Regions from separate parts of the Homo sapiens genome. Here region 2 is linked to region 1. A link is an interaction called in ENCODE POLR2A ChIA-PET data of the cell type or tissue named here. Cell type or tissue: OCI-LY7. All regions are shown on one strand. Links, peaks and the distances in the headings refer to the core of each region. The heading gives the core; the rest is flanking DNA. Region 1 overlaps LOC105378415 (a long non-coding RNA gene). Region 2 has its middle 120 kb from the start of PTEN.

Region 1 (5,384 bases), core at 295-5,294:
GAGACCTTAGATTTTGAGGATGGTCTACACATTTGGCACAATTCATCCAAAATGGGGGTGTACTCCACATCTATCAGAAGAGCTCAGAAACAATGAAACCAGACCAAACCAAAATGCTGAGCATGTAAGTACTGGAGAGGATACAGAGCAATGGGAACTTTCAAATATTGCTGTTAGAAATGTCAAATGGTTCAGCCACTTTGGAAAAGAGTTTTATAGTTTCTTAGTAAAATGTATGCTTACCATAAGACCCAGAATCTCACTCCTAGGTAGTAACCCCAAATAAATTAAAACTGTGTTCACACACAAACTTCTACATGGAAGTTGATTATGGCTTTAATTGGTGAATGGATAAACAAACTGTGGTGCATCTATACAGTGGAAAATTACTTAGCAATACATAGGAATGAACTACTGATACATGAAATTACATGGTTAAAGCTCAAAGGCATTATGCTGAGTAAAATAAGCCAGACTCAAAAGGCTATAAACTGTGTGATTCCATGTATATGACATTTTGAAAAAAAGCAAGCCTATAGAAAAAGAGAATATATTAGTGATTGCCAGAGGTTAGGGTCAGGGGCTAGCTATAAAGGGGCATACAAGAAATTTGGGGGGTGATGGAATTATTCTGTATCTTAATTGTGGGAGTGGTTACTTGACTGCATATGTATATCAAAACTCACAGAACTGCACACTAACAAGGGTGAATTTATCCTAAAATAAGCCTAATTTGTAAAAACTTGTGGTCCCCCAGAATCTCCTGTTTTTATATTTATCAATATAACATATATATTTGTATGGCCACCAACTCATGCCTGCTTCTTTGGAAATGGTTTCCTGCCCACAGTCCCTGCTGAAAGAATGGGCATAGACTATGCTTCTTCTAGCTGATTCCATATCCAGACCCCACTCGATGGGACCATGGGTAGACATCTACCCTGAACTGAAACAGTAAGATGCTCTCTGTTGAGAGTTTAAGAGACATTGAAATCCAGCCCAGAGGGTGTAGATTTTGGCCTGCAGGTATGTTTTGTTTGGCACAGTGTTTAAAGAAAATTAGTTGCCAGCATAAAAAAGTGGGAGATTTCACATAGAAATCCAGATTTCCGGCTTCTCTTGAAGAAATGGGAGGATCCGGTAAAATGGTCCCAAATTCCTGCATGAAGACAATGGCTGGAGCTGAGATCCATTGCCCCCTTCACACCAGTATGCACTCTCCATCTGCACAGCTCCTGCCACTCCCTGTGTGAAGCCCAGGGGTGGCTGTGCTGGTGCTATTAGTGGGCTTTTATAGTTATAGGAAATAGAAAATCTTTCTTATATTTTTTTCTGTATCAAAACTGGGAAAACTGAAGATAGGCCATATTTTATGAAAAATGGGAATAAGCATATGACTTTGTGAAAGTAATGACTCTTCTAGTGGCTTATAAGAAACAAACTAAATGTGTCTGCTGAAAGAATATACACTGATTCCTTTCTGAAACAAATGTAGCTTTCTGCACTCATCCATGCTGCCTTCCTGGTCTCTGTAGGGATTTGAGTTTGCCCTGCTCTCCCAGTCAAAAGGTTTCTGAGTAAAAGAGTGCTAAGGTTGCATAAAGTTGAAGATAAATAGGCACCATGACGAGCTATATCCACATGCAAGCTTGTGTCACTGGGGAGGAGAAATTGAGAGCCTTACAAAGAAGCAAGTCTATAGAGATTGAAAAATAAAGTGTGTGTGTGTGTGTGTGTGTGTGAGAGAGAGAGAGAGAGAGAGAAATTGAGAAGCATACAGCTGTTCAAAGGAGAGTATAAGTGAATTTTCTTTAATCACTTATAGAAGGAGGTGGGATTATAACCGAAGTCCTCCGATCAGTGCTTCTCAAACTTTAACAGGCACACATATCCTGGGGAGCTTGTGAAAATGGCCATTCTCATCCAGCACATCTGGAGTGAGGTCTGAGATTCTGCATTTGTAATGAGATCCCAGGTGATGTCAATGCTGCTGACCACATTTTGAGCAGCAAGGCCCCAAATCATACAGTCTACAAAGAAATGGTAAAAATTTACCAGCCTCAGTTTTGCTTTTTAACCACCATCTCTCCATTGAAGGACTTGGTATAATCAGTTTACGGTCACTTACCAAAGAATATCACTCCCCCTGAACAAGGTGCTATTTACAGGTTAGTGGGTGCTGGCACTCTGGAAAGAAAGAATAATTTTGTGATTGCCTGGCTGGCACCTTAAGAGAAGCCATCTGGATTAGCAGCCCAGCTGAGGGACTGTGCACCCTCCCTGCTTAGTCTTGGCTGGTTTGCTCTGTGGCCTTAGGCAAATCACCATAGTCTCTGCTTTCTCACCACTCAAACGGAAGTTAAGTTTTTGACCTTGTAGGATATTGTGAAAGATTTAATTAGCATTTGTGAAATCTTGCAAGATCTATAGAGGAAAGGTACTTCAGAAGAACACAATAATTTATAGTCACTATCATCATTTCATTACCAGTTTAGCTGATCTGCCAGGCAAGTCAGTCTAAAGGAAGCTGTCTCTGTAATCTACAACTCCCTCATGGTTGAAAATACTGCAAGGAGGAACATTACAGCTATCTGTGGAAGAAGAGAAATTGTGCTTCTTTTTCACAATTCCTGATATTACTCAGGTGTCTACCACTTCAGGTTTTAATATAATAGTTTTTTTCTCATGTAATGAAGGAAGATTCTCTTTTTAATTGTCCCTTCCTTCCAAATATGGGCCACTGTGATATCTGTTTAAAACTTTGGGGCTCTGGTTTGAAAGAAATGTTTTCTCATCTCTCTTTCTCTAGAGAAGCTCTGTCCAATAGAAATGCAATATGACAACAAAAGCAATTTAAAAATTCCTAGTAGCCACATTAAAAAAAAAATCAGATAAAATTATTTTTTAGAATGTGCTTATTTAACCTCATATTTCTAAAATTTTTTAATGTGTATAAATATAAAAATTGTTGAGATATTTTGCCTTTTTCCGGTATTGCCTTTGAAATTTGGCATATCTTACACTTGCAGCACGTTTCAAATGGGATGCTAAATTTTCCTTAAGAAATAGTCCTGGCTGGGCACGGTGGCTCATGCCTGTAACCAGCACTTTGGGAGGCTGAGGAGGGCGGATCACGAGGTCAGGAGTCCAAGGTCAGCCTGGCCAAAATGACAAAACTCTGTCTCTATTAAAAATACGAAATATTAGCCAGGCATGGTAGTGCACACCGGTCATCCTAGCTACTAGGGAGGCTGAGGTATGGGAATCTCTTGAACTCAGGAGGCAGAGGTTGCAGAGAATCAAGATTGTGCCACTGCACTCCAGCCTTGACAACAGAGCGAGACTCTACCTCAAAAAAAAAAAAAAAAAAAAAAGAGAGAGAGAGAGAGAGAGAGAGAGAGAGATAGTTAATCCTGGTTTAAACTTCCTAAAGTTTACAACTGAAAAAGTAGATTCACATATCCATATTATTCTAAACATTTTTATTTTTTCCAACTGAATAGAGTATCAGGTTTTAAATTTAAATGTCAAGTATGAAATGAAATAACACTTAAAAATCAGTTCCTTGGTGGGGGTTGGGGGGTACTGGTCATATTTCAAAGGCTCACATGTGGCTAGTGGCTGTCCTATATTGGACAGGGCAAGGCTAGACTCTCAGTGAGGGCTGCCGAAGGCATGAGATTGCAGAAGGCCTATTCCTGCTCCACCAGTAGTAGTTTATGTGTGTCCTTTGTCAATGGCATTGCCTCAGAGCAGACAAACCCTGTCAATGTGGTGAGAAGGCCTTCCCTCTGTCAATGCACATTATTTGCCTTCTACTATTTATGGCATTGCTGGTTATCGCTCTTCTGTCTCTCAGAATGGCTCTGTTCTCCAAAGGGACCTTGCAAAGATCCAAGCTGGGTGCCACTAGCCTAAAACAGCATCTACCCAAAAACAGCATCTACCCGCTCATGACTCCACTTATTCTTTCAACAAATATTTATAAAGCAAGTTTCTATGCCCAGCCCTACTAAACTTCAGCAGCTGCTTCAGCTATGAGAAAGGATGACGAGGTCACTGCCCTTATGAAATTAATGCCTAGAAGTGGTAGACAATAAATGGAAAAAGACAAATAACAAATGAATAGCAATACAATATTGGTAAAGAAAAGTACAGGTCTCCTTGAGACCATATGATCAGGAATCCTGTTGGAGGCTCAGTCAGTCTTCCTTAAGAAAATGATATTTCCACTGGGTCCTGAAGGGATTGGGCAGTGAAGAGCTGGGAGAGGGGTCTAGTCTAGGAAGACAATATAACAAATTCAAAAAAGTGGCAGAAGGTAGGGTGACTAGAGTGTGATGGGCCAAGAAAAATGGGGAGATAAGTAAAGGCCAGTTCTGAAGGGCCTTGAAGGCCTCAAGAAAGACTTTAGTCTTTGTCCTAACAGACTGGAGGTCACCAAAGGCTTTTAAGAATAATTTGATCAGATTCAGATTCCCCTTTTAGGCTTTACAAGATGGCATGTGGCTGCAGATCTTCCTTGTGATTGCCACCCTAAATTCAAACTGGCTGACAATGACTGTGGAAGAAAAATGACACTTTCATTTCATTACCTGTTTACTGGAAACAGCCCCCAGAAATCTCTGAAAAAGAAATACAAAGGCAGTCTGATGGCACTGAAGGAGTGACATAACAAAGGAAAACAAAACAAAAAACACAATGAACAGACAAAACCCTGCACATTCCAGCTCAAATTTAAATTGAGTCTGCCAGGGTTAAGACTCATTATTATTGTATTATCAATGGTGGTACTAGTATTAATAATGATGACCATTGCTACTATTTATTGAGGGCCCATTGCTTGTTAGTTTTATATATATACATAAATATATATTAGTTTTAATCTACAGAAAGACCTGCCTGCATAATAGATATTATTCCTATTGAAGCGGCATCATTGTCTGGGGTAAATACCCAGGGTTCGTCATCTCACGCCAAGAAGATTAAGGACACGGACACACACGAGGAGTGAGTTTAGGAACAAAGGTTTAATAGGCAAAAGAAAGAGAAAGGAGAACAGCTCTCTCCCTTGCCAGAGAGAGGTGAGCTCCTGAAAGGAAAAAGCTGGCCTGTGGGGCACTGCGCTGGATTTTATAGGCAGGCTTGAGGAAGCAGTGTCTGATTTATGTAGGGCCCACAGATTGGCTCTACCAAGTATGAGGTTTACATAGGGAGGGAAAGGCTGGTTGCCCCATTCTAATCTTATTATGCAAATGGGGTCTTTGCCTGGCTGGTGCCATATTGTCTTCTCCTTACTGTACACATGGTTTGGCAAAGAGAAGGGAAGATGGAGCCGCCATTTTGAACATGCTTAGTCCCAGGTAGCCTTTTCCTATTGGCAC
Region 2 (5,384 bases), core at 314-5,313, 100 kb before region 1:
ATCATCTGATTATTAAAAAAACAAGCTAATCACATGATAATATAAATAACATTGTAGCGAAAATAACCATGTATTCTAAAACAAAAATGTTAGTGATGAGGTGGTGTTTTGTTTTTTTCATTTTTCTGAATTTTTTTTTTTTTTTTTTTTTGAGACTGAGTCTTGCTCTGTCACCAGGCTGGAGCAGTGGTGCAATCTCGGTTCACTGCAACCTCCGCCTCCCGGGTTCAAGTGATTCTCCTGCCTCAGCCTCCCGAGTAGCTGGGATTACAGGTGTGTGCCACCATGTCCACCTAATTTTTGTAGTTTTTAGTAGAGATGAGGTTTCACCATATTGATCACGCTGGTCTCAAACTCCTGACAGGTGATCCACCCACCTCGGCCTCCCGAAGTGCTGGGATTACAGGCATGAGCCACCACCCCCAGCAGACATACTTCATTATACAGTGCAAAAAAAGTCACATTTTAAAAATATCACCACCGAGCTCACCAGGATAGTCTTTACATATTCGGAAGCTGTCAAGTTCATGGTAGCAGGTATAAGATTTTAAAAATACTAATTTTGGCTTAAAAGCTTGAATTTTATCACTTATAACCCACAGGGGTCATGGGCCACACTTTGAGGATCACTGGTGTTAGAGGTTTGGTTGGAGAGACGCAAGTAAGAGAACATTTCCCTAACATGCCCAAACACATTCCTTTTCAGAGTGCTGAAGGAATTTGAAAATGAGGTCTCAGAATTACCAGCAGTAATTCCTGATAAATTAAGAAAAATGGGAGAGAGTTCAGAGACAAAGACATGAGAAAAGATTGCCATAACTCTCCAGAAGGATGGATTCTGGGTAATGAAGGCCAGTATGTTTAACACTGATTCCCAGAAAAAGACTTTAATATATTCAGTAGCAGTTAGTTTAAGAACATTAGAAGATAATTCGGTGATTACCAGATGTCAATGAGGGCTAGGTAGGTCATTTCAAAGCCTTCTCAAATTTCATTTTTTCTTTATGATCACCTGTCACAGTGCTTTACGTGATGTACATACAAAAATATTTGCATAACTGTATAAAACAGTTGAATAATAACTGTATAGCATATTGCTTATATAAACTGCACAAATCTCATTTGAATAAAAACCATTTATAAAGTACTTGCAGTATGCAAAATGTGTTGGGCAAAGGGCAGGTCTGAGAGGCACACACGAGGAAAACTAAAACAGAACAGAAGTCTAATGGTATTTTCAAGTGTTATAAAATATGTGAAGTCTGCCTTGTGAGAGAAGGTAGCATTGGCTTGTGGAAAGAGCATAGCACAGGAAATTAGAACATCTGGTTGCTCATCCTGGCTTTACCATCAACTTAATGAATGACCTGGAGTAAGTTACTTCACTTCGAGACCTATGCTCTATATCTGCAATATTGAAAATGCTGGATAAGATAATCTCTAAAGCCCCAGAAAAAGATGGAGTTGTACTCTTTCACTCCCAGGAACATATACTGGAACTTATGAGTAGAACTTTGGAGAGACCAAGTTTGCCTCACAATGAGTAATATTCTAGTTCTGCACTGTCGTATAGTGACTTCAGTCACTAAGCTACATGTCTCTATGGAGCACTTGAAATGTGACTGGTTCAAAGTGAGATTTGCTGTAAGTATAAATTACACATCAGATTTTGAAAACTTAGTATAAAAAGTAGAAGGCAAAATATCTTGTCAATTTTTTACATTGATTACATATTGATAATATTTTTGATATAGTGAGTTAAATTATATATATAAATTTTTTTTTTTTTTAGATGGGGTTTCACTCTGTCGCCCAGGCTGGGGTGTGGTGGTGTGATCTTGGCTCACTATAACCTCCACCACCCAGGCTCAAGCCATCCTCCCACCTCAGCCTCTCAGGTAGCTGGGACCACAGTTGTGCACCACCATACATGGCTAATTTTCTGCATTTTTGGTAGAGATAGGGTTTCACCATGTTGCCCAGGCTGGTCTCGAACTGCTGAGCTCAAGTGGTCCACCTTCCTTAGCCTCCCAGAGTGCTGGGATTACAGGTATGAGCCACCTCCCAGTCTAAATTAATATATTTTAAAAACATTTCACCTGATTTCTTTTACTTTTTAAGATATATATGGCTAATGGAACACTTAAAATTACATATATGGCTCATATTATATTTCTACTGGACAGGGTAATTCTAGCTAATAGAGTTTCCAACAAAATAATAATAACTTGAAGAGGAACCTAATTTTACTTTTCATTTTGCATTTTGAGGTACACAAGCAGAGACTGGGTCATAGTTCTGACAAGAGGACCTCACAGAAGACTCCATTTGGTGTGCATTTGATCTAAATTTGTGTTCTCAATCTGTGCTCAGATGAATGCTTGGGCTCCAGCAGCACCCAGATTTGTCATAGGGGAAGGAGGAGGAGGACAAAGAGGTCTTTCTGTCTTCCCTTCCTCTTTCAAACAGAGAGCTGATCAGTATGTATTACTGAATAAATGAATGAGTGTACAAAATATATTTATGTATTTCAGGTAAAATGGATGAAGTTTAGGGTTCAGGCTTTGGACCAGGTCTGGCCGCTGGTTTAATTCTTGGTGCCACTGTTTACTAGCTCTATGACCTTACTTACTCCCTCTGTGCCTCAGTTTCTTCATCTGTAAATGTGGGGTTTGCATGTACAGTTTTGAATACAGTATAGTATATTTCCCTAGAAACATGGCTTGCTCCTAAACATTTGGCAATGCTATTGCATAAATTAATCTTGCAAGACAAAACTACACACAACAAGAAACTCTTATCTTGCCTGTAAACAGGTTGTTAAACATGTTCTCACTTCCTTCTGTCACCACCTGTACAGCATGTTTTTGAAGGAATTCCACAGTGCTTGTGATTAAAGCAAATTTGTACACTGCCTGGACACCCTTAGCAACTTGATCTTATGGTAGAAGAACAATTTGTGGAGATTTGGAGACTTCATATTCAATAAGGACCTGTTAGGGGCAAAGTGATACAAGGTGCCTTCTCTTTACTTTTGCCTTTCCCATCCAAACATGACCCTGAACATCTGGCAGCATGAAAAGGGGACATGCTTATCCAATACACCTGCTAGCTGACTGCCAGGATTCTAAAACTTAGGTCCAAATGGTGAGTAGTGTTTGCTTTTGTAATCTAACACTAGTTGACATCCTACTACAGTTCTCTTCCATTCCACAGACTTTCTTTCTTATTTATTTATTTATTTATTTTTGAGACAGAGTCTCATTTCGTAGCCCAAGCTGGAGTGCAGTGGCGTGATCTCGACTCACTGCAAGCGTTGCCTCTGGGCCTTAAGTGATTCTCCTGCATCAGCCTCCCAAACACCTGGGACTCGAAGTGTGTGCCACCACACCCAGTAAATTTTTTTTTAATTTTTAGTAGAGACGGGGTTTCACCGTGTTGCCCTGGATGGTCTTGAACTCCTGAGCTCAGGCGATCCATCTGCCTCGCCCTCCCAAAGTGTTGGAATTACAGGCGTGAGCCACTGGATCCAGCTTCCACAGACTTTCTTTGCGCTGCTTGGTCCAACCCTCGCACCTCTTTTATTCTCAGAAACTTCCTTTGCCTTCTACTGAATAGAGAAAATTAAGGCTATCATGCTGCCTGGACTGCTTCAACATCCTGTCCTTCTTTTCTCTATTATCAACCAACTCTCTACCTCCCTTGACCTGCCTCCCTCTCATTTTAGAGGAAAAAAATATTTCCTTTCTTGGTTTTTTTTTTTTTTCCCCAAGAGGGAATTTCGCTCCTGTTGCCCAGTCAGGAGTGCAATGTCACGAGTTCGGCTCACTGCAACCTCTGCTTCCCGGGTTCAGGTGATTCTCCTGCCTCAAGCCTCCTGAGTACTTGGGATTACAGGCATGCACCACCATGCCCGGCTAATTTTTGCATTTTTAGTAGAGACAGGGTTTCACCATGTTGGTCAGGCTGCTGTTGAACTCCTGACCTCAGGTGATCCGCCCACCCCAGCCTCCCAAAGTGCTGGGATTACAGGCGTGAGCCACCGTGCCTGGCCTCCCTTCTTGTTTAAAGCTAACTTTTCTACAGTGCTCTTTCTTTCCCAGGACAAAGATTGTGTTTTATTGGATTATCTCTTTCTCTTCTTATTTTCAACATTTGACTCTCTTTTGGATCATTTCTTGGAGTTGAAAAATATTCTTAAATCTCTCCATTTTTATCAATAAACAGAGAAAAAAGAAAGCTTTCTCTATCTTGTATTCTATTTAGTTATCACTCTCCTCTTTCTCTTAAAACTCAAGTTCAAAAAGGAAAATCTACCCTTGTCTCTACTTCCTCACATCTCATTCACTAATTTTTCTATTTGTAATATCTACTATTTTAATTTAGTTACAAATGCACATATGTGAAAGAATATATGTAAAATAATATATTTAATATCAATTTGGATATATTCTATACCCCCCTGACCCAATCATTTCCACTGACCTTTTCCTTCCCTCCACCCCAATCACCAGCTCCCATTGTAATAGGCTTGATTCTGCCATTTCCAGTTAGCAAAGATCTCGCAAACCTGTGTTTTCCAGCATCCACCTCTCTATCACCTCCAGAATTTTCACTCACTTATTTTTTTTTATTTTTTTTTTTTATTTTTTTTTTGAGACGGAGTCTCGCTCTGTCGCCCAGGATGGAGTGCAGTGGTGGGATCTCGGCTCACTGCAAGCTCCGCCTCCCGGGTTCACGCCATTCTCCTGCCTCAGCCTCCCAAGTAGCTGGGACTACAGGCGCCCGCCACTACGCCCGGCTAATTTTTTGTATTTTTAGTAGAGACGGGGTTTCACCGTTTTAGCCGGGATGGTCTCGATCTCCTGACCTCGTGATCCGCCCGCCTTGGCCTCCCAAAGTGCTGGGATTACAGGCGTGAGCCATCGCGCCCGGCCCACTCACTTATTTTTATACTACTTCTACTTCAGCATATTTAAACCTCATAAGTCTTAAAGTCCACTGAACCTAACTCTTTTTCATTATTCATTTCCCCTCTTCTATCCTTACATATGTTCCTACCCATTTCCTGGTTCATCATTATAATCACTCTCTTATAGCACATTATTAATTTCTTTGACACTCTCTTTCTCACTCATTTGCCTGGCAAATCTGAAATTGTGTATGTGCTACTGTATGCCTACACCTCAGCAGGGTGAAACACAACTGTGCTTTTTGGTCTCACTGGATGTTAATCCCCAAATATCAAAAATAGACATCACCACCCCACAGTAGTCTTACTTTTTCCTGATACTTTTCCTGGTACATTTACTTTCGCATTCTCTAAGATAACAATTTTATGACTTCTCACTCTTCAAACTTCCAAAACTGTGATCAGTGACTCA

What was found. ChIA-PET counts read pairs that join two places held together with the same protein. Peaks named below come from ENCODE experiments on the same cell type or tissue, not always from the same donor. Only the 100,000 strongest peaks of a DNase experiment are listed, where the experiment ranks them.
Region 2: POLR2A ChIA-PET joins it to region 1 with 13 read pairs; 4 of 35 experiments call an interaction of 5 or more read pairs at or near these places.

The regions. Positions count from the first base shown.
Region 1 is chr10:88,080,654-88,086,037 of GRCh38, forward strand. LOC105378415 (a long non-coding RNA gene) reads right to left here. Exons shown (of 6, transcript XR_007062225.1): 3 at 4,596-4,625; 4 at 2,129-2,187. Among named protein-coding and RNA genes, the nearest start is that of PTEN, 220 kb to the left of the region's middle. In OCI-LY7, for the core only: no CTCF peak of the experiment used is centred there; a DNase peak (open chromatin) is centred at 2,298; H3K4me3 peaks cover 1,843 bases; H3K27ac peaks cover 2,568 bases.
Region 2 is chr10:87,978,477-87,983,860 of GRCh38, forward strand. No RefSeq gene overlaps it. Among named protein-coding and RNA genes, the nearest start is that of PTEN, 120 kb to the left of the region's middle. In OCI-LY7, for the core only: no CTCF peak of the experiment used is centred there; no DNase peak of the experiment used is centred there.